Regions from separate parts of the Homo sapiens genome. Here all the other regions are linked to region 1. Evidence: chromatin loops called from intact Hi-C (ENCODE). Cell type or tissue: A673. All regions are shown on one strand.

Evidence for each region. Hi-C counts contacts between places; a loop is a spot of excess contacts. Peaks named below come from ENCODE experiments on the same cell type or tissue, not always from the same donor. Only the 100,000 strongest peaks of a DNase experiment are listed, where the experiment ranks them.
Region 2: it touches region 1 in a loop (7-fold over the local background); 5 of 110 quality-filtered maps call a loop at or near these places.
Region 3: a loop joins it to region 1, with 6 times the contacts of the local background. A loop is called at or near these places in 14 of 110 quality-filtered maps.

The regions. Positions count from the first base shown.
Region 1 is chr7:34,090,147-34,092,646 of GRCh38, forward strand. All of the region lies in intron 13 of BMPER (BMP binding endothelial regulator), which reads left to right. Among named protein-coding and RNA genes, the nearest start is that of BMPER, 190 kb to the left of the region's middle. In A673, a CTCF peak has its summit at 1,350 (motif pointing right); a DNase peak (open chromatin) is centred at 1,395; H3K27ac peaks cover 611 bases.
Region 2 is chr7:34,429,559-34,432,058 of GRCh38, forward strand. The region is part of intron 2 of NPSR1-AS1 (NPSR1 antisense RNA 1); the gene reads right to left. Among named protein-coding and RNA genes, the nearest start is that of NPSR1, 230 kb to the right of the region's middle. In A673, a CTCF peak has its summit at 1,001 (motif pointing left); a DNase peak (open chromatin) is centred at 973.
Region 3 is chr7:34,164,957-34,167,456 of GRCh38, forward strand. No RefSeq gene overlaps it. Among named protein-coding and RNA genes, the nearest start is that of BMPER, 260 kb to the left of the region's middle. In A673, a CTCF peak has its summit at 1,172 (motif pointing left); a DNase peak (open chromatin) is centred at 1,175.

The DNA of each region.
Region 1 (2,500 bases):
TTAGCTTTGCTAATTGACTTCTCAAATTAGATAACCCTCTTTAATAATTGTTTGCATTATCCTTTATTAGTGCATTATAGAAATTCCTGGGAGCTGGAGAGGCAGTGTACTGTGTACCCACCTGGAAAAATTAACGTGAAGTTGTTTAGATTATATTTGGATTCAAATGTAGGCTACCTCGAAGAGAAAAAGTGTTGGGTGTGTTCTTGCCTTCTTTCTCCTTTTTCATCTCATATTCATCTCTCTTCTCCAGCCTCATATTGCTTCTCCCTTCATGTCCCAGATGCCAACCGAGCAATCCAAGAGGAATAGGCAAACTCGCACCACAAAGGCTCTCTGGAGATCCTTAGCAGCCAGTATCAAACCTACCTTCCCGCTGTGGACTTAGGCCACAGGATAGGACAAGCCCTGGGCAGCCTGGGGCACAACGAGAGGCCAGGAGATGAGCTATGCCTTTGTGGGTCAAACTGGGGAAAGTTTTTTATTCCTTGTGCCTATGAAATACCAGCAATGGGCTTTTTCCCTAACTCGACTCACATCTTGGAAGAAATTGTTGCAAGTAAGTATAACTTGCCCACAAAGCAGAACTCTTAAGTTAGGGCAGGACTGCATTTCAGAGAAGTCAGAAAAATGAATGTGAAGTGCAGTGAAGCCCAGACATTTAGAGACCACAATCATCTCAAGACTGTTTTCCTCTCTGCACTCTCCTTGACGGGGTATCATTCACCAGAGCGAAAACCCTGTTCACTTGTTCAGTTTGGGAAAGTGTCTGGGGATTCCCAGTCTAGGAAATGTTCTTTTCCTTCCATGCAGTGGATTTTACAGCTGTAAGGAATTGAAGTCATGCCAGAGGATTCACAGATGTGTCCTTTCCTGTTGAGGTACTGGGAGGTAGGAGGTGGGAGGTCGTGCGGGAGAACACTGGAACTCTGACAGGACCTTCGTGTTGGATATACTGGGATCCTGGGACTGCCAGTGGCTTGCATCCAGGGGAAGATCACAAACTTCCTGAATGACTGACTTTGTATGTTCTTACAAAGGAAACTGATCACTTATTATAAAGCAATAGAAAATATACAGGCAAGGGGTACAGACTTTATGTGTTTGTGTATGAGAAAAATCATATAAAGCTAAATGCTATTCTATAATTAAAATCAAGTCAATTTCCCCTACTTCAAAGAACAACATGCTTGAAAACATTTTTGTTTACATCTTGTAATGACTTGTCAAGAACTGCCATTAGAACTAGGGTCCTAAATCAAATGGGATGTTTTATTTTAAAGTGTGACATTGTATGCCTTTTATTTTTCCTTAGCCGACTCAACTGTTAGGTCACACTGAGTTCGTAATTAAGGTATGCTGACACCAGGTGGCAGTAGACACCGCAGTTGTAGCACTTATCACATTTCAGTCCTTAAAAGTCTGTTTTTAATTCACCGTGTCTACAAACACAATGAACATCCCTGCCTCTGAGTTCATGTCATTCTCCTGCCTCCCTAAGATGCCTTCACTTTCTACATTGATTTAACCCACTTATGCCTAGTGTTCCATTTTTGGAACTCTAAGCATGTAGGAGTTATTTATATCCTACTGCTCAAGGTCATCACCAAGGTCTGATTGAAAAAATTTTTTAAAAATGCAACCTCAGGCATGAATTAAGCTGAAGACACAGCTCCAGTTTCATCCTAGACTTTGGAAAATGCTCTTTAGTTTTTAGTTATTCCAATTGTGCTTATTATCATTTAACTCATGTTCTATGTTGCACTGCTTCTTATTTCTTCAGCATTGGATTTTAAGTTCTCTGGGGAATGGGGAGCCTCTTCTTTTTTGACCCTTTTGTATTTCACCCAGCACCACCCATAGAAGGGCTGCTTCTCCTAGCCTGCCTTTCACTGGCATCCTCTCTGATCTCCTTGTGACTTTTGCTGTCCCCAATTCTGAGTTCATCTTAGGTCTTTATCCCCATGCACAATTAGACACTTACAGTCAAAGTGTGCACACTTCTCTGTCTTTTCATGTAATAAACTGGTCAGAGTGAGTAGAGTCTTTGGTCCACCTTTGATGCTCCAAATGCCGTGAGCACTTCTTATTGCACAAGTCTATTTGCAACTCCCAGTGGCAGGCAAGATGACCCTTCTGAATCTCTCCATCTACCTCTGCCTATTTATAATTCACAAGTCTCTTGGACCCCCTGGTTCCTCTTCTGTCCCTCAGGTAGTGTTTGGGCTTGTCGTCTTCTTATGAAATACTCGCATCCACAGATGTTTCTGCCCTGACTCTCTCAGTTTGCCTGAGGTCCTCAAACTAGCCTCTTCTTGTATGGTGTTACAACAACTGGACCTCCAATGGGGTGATTAGTCCTTTACCTTGGCGTCACTCAGCAATTTGCCTAATAGTCGCATCCCTTTTGCCCTGTCATTGGCTCTGAGCCTTCTGTCAGGCTGGACTCAAAGCTTTATGGTGATTTCCCTTCAATCTTTCATTCGTTCTTCTCCACCTC
Region 2 (2,500 bases), 340 kb after region 1:
AATAGTGCCTTACTCCCCAAACAGCAAAATGCTTTTAAATATATCATCAGCAGAATGGGAGTGCTATGATTTGAATGATGGTATCCCCTCCAAAATGCACATTGAAACTGAATCTCAATGCAACAGTATTAAGAGGTGGCCTCAGGTGGTGATTAAGTCATGAGGGCTTCACCCCATTACAAAAGGGGTTGAGTTTAAAGGAAACTCTTTGGCCATTCTGCCCTCTCTGCCACGTGACGACACAGTGTTGGTCCTCTCTGGAGGATCAGCAACAAAGCACCATGTTGGAAACAGAGGGCAGCCCTAATCAGACACCCGTCCTACTGGCACCCTGATCTTGGAATTCTCAGACTCCAGAGCCATTAAGAATAAATTTTTATTCTTATAAATTACTTAGTCTGTGGTGTTTTTTCTTAGAAGCACAAATGGATGAAGACAGAGAGGTTTGGCTGTAATTTCCTGCTCACCAAAATTGCAGGAGAAGAATGGTTGTTCAAATCTAGAAAAAAGACTTTTGAGAATAAAGTGTGTGGACCCCTCATTAAATGTGCAACTTTCTGAGAACTAGTCATATGTTTTATTAATAGAATTGGACAGAGATTTGGGAGTCTCTATTTATTATTTATAAGTTATATTAAAACACACCTGTATTGTCAAGGCTTTATGTGCCTGGTGGCAAAAAGCAATGGAATGGGAATGATTATTAGAAAAACCAGTGATTTCTTTAGAAATATCAGCCCTAAAATGAAAGAAAATGACTCCTAATATATACCCATTTAAAATGTTCTGTAATGCAGGAATTTTATCTGTTTTACTTCCAAGGATGACTGGGTCTTGTGATTGAGAGCAGAAGAAAACCTAGGGAGGAAACCAATGCTCTAGAAAGGAACTTTTTTCTTATGCCTTCCAGAAGCAACGATAACATGAACAATTGTACATCAGTCATCAGGTGTTACAAAAATTACACAGAGGCACCCCCTGCTGGAGGGAGGTGCTACTCAGCCAGGGACACTGCGGGAAGACAGAACTGTCTCTTGTATTTCTCTTACTCTTGATGGACAGAGGGAAAGCAGCACAGAAGAAAATGACTCTAAGGGAAGAAACAATCAGAAAGAGATAACACCAGAAATCTCAAATATTTGAGCTGAGAGAAATGCTCTCTTAAGATGCCTGGGAACCTTCCATGTTGAGACACTGCCAAGTTACTGAACGAGCATTGTGCAATCTTAGATGAAACATTTCCCTTTGCCAAGCTATTCTGCCCCGGTGAGGAATATAATGATGATGGTTGAGGGCTCAGGCTACACAAAGTGTGATGCTCCCAGGAAGGAGTCAGGGCACTTTGCCCAGGGGTAAATGCCCTAGAAGGAGCATGAGAGATGCCATGGTCCAAACCCGTTTTTCTGAGAAGACAGCACTGTGATTTGAAGAGAATAAATGATGGCACAAAGGAAAAAAAAGTGGTGGGACCAAAGGTAGAATACAGAGGTGCACATAGGGACTGCAATCTAAGTGTGGTTTTAGATCCTCTCAGCATATGAACAAAATTGAAGAACTACAAATGGTAGTTTGTGGGAAAGAATGCACACGAGGGTTGTGGTTCATCTGTGGACTATTGCAGTCCTTTTTAAGAGCAGTATTTACGAGTCCTAAAGGGCATTAAGGAAACTTCCTTGACAGCCATTAAGAATCAGAATAGGGAAGATGAAGAGTTCTGTAGTATCATGTTTGTGTTATAAATTTGAAAATTAATGCACAGCTTCGGGGATTCTGTTCCAAGATGGCTGAAGAGGAACAGCGCTAGTCTGCAGCTCCCAGTGTGAACGATGCAGAAGATGGGTGATTTCTGCATTTCCAACTGAGGTACCTGGTTCATCTCACTGGGACTGGTTGGACAGTGGGTGCAGCCCACAGAAGGCAAGCCGAAGCAGGGCGGGGCATCGCCTCACCTGGGAAGTGCAAGGGGTTGGGGTATTTCCCTTTCCTAGCCAAGGGAAGCTGTGACAGATGGTACCTGGAAATATGGGACACTCCCACCCAAATACTGTGCTTTTCCAATGGTCTTAGCAAATGGCACACCAGGAGATTATATCCTGCACATGGCTCGGCGGATCCCATGCCCAAGGAGCCTTGCTCACTGCTAGTGCAGCAGTCTGATATTGACCTGTGAGGCAGCAGCCTGGCAGGGGAAGGGGTGTCCACCATTGCTGAGGCTTCAGTAGGTAAACAAAGTGGCCAGGGAAGCTCAAACTGGGCGGAGCCCACCGCAGCTCAGTAAGGCTGGCTGCCTCCATAGTCTCCACATCTGGGGGCAGGGCATAGCTGAATAAAAGGCAGCAGAAACTTCTGCAGACGTGAAAGTCCCTGTCTAACAGCTCTGAAGAGAGCAGTGGTTCTCCCAGCATGGTGTTTGATCTGAGAGAATGGAAAGACTGCCTCCTCAGGTGGGTCCCTGACCCCCGTGTAGCCTAACTGGGAGACACCTCCCAGTAGGGGCCAA
Region 3 (2,500 bases), 75 kb after region 1:
TTGCATTTGCTATTCCCTCTTCCCAGAATGTGATTCCTTCAGATAGTCATATGGTTCAGCCCCTCATCTCATTCAAGTCTCTGCCAGATCTCACCTCATCTAGAAGTTCTTTTCCGATCATCGTATCTAAAATAGTACATTTTCATCCATCCATCCATTTCCTTTCCCTTATTTCTCTTCCTATCTAAAATATTATAGATGTATTCGTTTGCTTTTGTCCTCTTTTCTCTCATCTGAATGTTAGTTTGCGACAGCGGGGGTTTTGTTTACTGACATATCTCCAGCGCCTAGAATAGTGCTTAGCATACAGGGCAAGACTCTACTCAACAAGAATCTGCCAGAGGGCAGGGTCACACATCAATCTAATCAGATACTCTTTTGTGAATACACAGAGAAGATGTCAGTGGAAGAGCAGATGGTCCCAGAGCTTGGCGTGTATCCTGAAGGATTCTGTGCTCTTGATCTTGTCCTCCATTCTTCACATTTTGCAGTGCAGGGGCCAAGATGTCAGCATGGCTAAGAAGATGGCAGTCATGGCCACCTCAAGTCCAGGTATCCCCAGCTAAAGCCCAAACACCACCTAGGGGGACCTGAGAATATGTGCCTCTTTCTCTTTACTCCAAGACTGACTAATAGAGCCATGGTGTCTATGAAAGCATTTTGGAGAGCTCCAGTGACTAGGCTTCTCTTGGCACAAATATGCAATTTCTCCTGGGGAGACAGCACATGTGCTTTTCTGTAACTGGAGTACATTTCAATCTAATAGAGAACAGGAATATAATCCAGTACTAATTTTAGATGCCGGATTCTTGTACAGAGCCACACTTTCAGGAAGGGAAAGAGGAAAGGCAAGTAGGTGTATTGGCATTGGGTTGGGGAAGCAATTACAGAGGAATTTTAGGACCTGCTTAAAAACACTAACACTTTCTGAACCAAGGTAGTGGTCTGCCCTAGGGATGGGAAAATATGGTCTATGGGCCAAATCTGGCTGACTGCCTTTTTTTTTTTAAAGAAAAAATAATAATATTTTATAGGAACACAGCCATGCTCATTTCTTACAAATTGTCTAGGACTGCTTTTGTACTGCAAGGACAGAGGTGAGTAGTTGTTATGGACATAGTATGGCCTTACATGTTTACTATCTGGACCTTTACAGAAAGAGAGTTTACTGACCCCTGGTGGAAAAAGCCATGTACTGGGAAACTGATTGATCTGGATTTTGATTCTGCTATGTAATCTGGTATGAGCACCTGGTCTACTCTCAGCCTCAGCTTTTTAACCTTTAATATGGTGCATAATTTGGGTTAATTTACATAAATCCATGCTCATTTAAAAGTTTCTAGCTTAAAGAAAAGACTCAATACAAACTGGCTAAACAACAATAACAGACAAAATAAATGGACATGCCTTGGGAATTTACTGTGTACTCTGTCAATTGCACAGAGTTATTGTGACAATAAAATGAAATCACAACTGGGAAAATCCTGAAACCCTGAAATTCTCTCCCAGTGACCACTGAAGCGAAAGCCCAAACTAGACCTCTGCCGTATGCACGCAGCTGTACTTGGGCATCAGGGGAGAGGCAATGGTTCCACAGGTGGCCCTTCCCTGACTTGGGAAATTCAAGTAGAGTTTAGAACTGCCCTTACCATACCTTCCATACTTGAAAGGAAGGCTAGGGAGAGATTTGTTAAAGAATACAAAGTTACAGTTAGACAGAAGCCCTGGTGTTCCATACCACTATAGGATGACTCTAGCTAATATTAACATATTATGTAGTTTCAAATAGCTAGAAGGAGGATATTGACTATTCCCAACACAAACAAATGACAAATGTTTGAGATGATAGTTAATTACCATAATATCATTACTATACATTACATGTATCAAAACACCATTATGCACCCCATGAATGTGTACAATCATTATGTGTCAATTTTTAAAAATCATAAAAAAGATAATAAAATCAGAAAAAAAAGTTAAAAAAAGAGGGAGTTTTTAGATTATTCCAAATCATAGAGGTAACATGGAGGAAAATAAAAATAAGTGGGTTAGGGGCTGTGGGGGGCATCTGAAGCCCATTTGTCTTCCTGGTGCAAGTGTCCTCAGGGACTGGCCTCTTAAGATGTGTTTGCTGTTATTGTTCAGCTACGCCCGTCCTTTTTCTATATCTAAGACTTCAAGGATTCCTCATTTTATTTTGTTTTTTTGTTCTGCTTTTCCTGCTGAAAGCATCCCTGCCTACTCTTGGTGGTATCAGCGAGGTTCCTGCAGCCAGGGCCAAGAACATGGGATTCAGAGAAAACTGCCTTTATACTCCAGGATGTCTGTTAACATTGAGTGTGACCTTGAACAAGTTGCTTAATCTTTTTGAACCCCTGTTTCATTGACTATAAAATGAAGACAATTCATCCTCATTAAATCGTTGTGAGAATTTTAATGAGATTGGATATTTTCCCCCACCACTCCCTTCTCCGCCCTTTATAAAAATAGATGGACC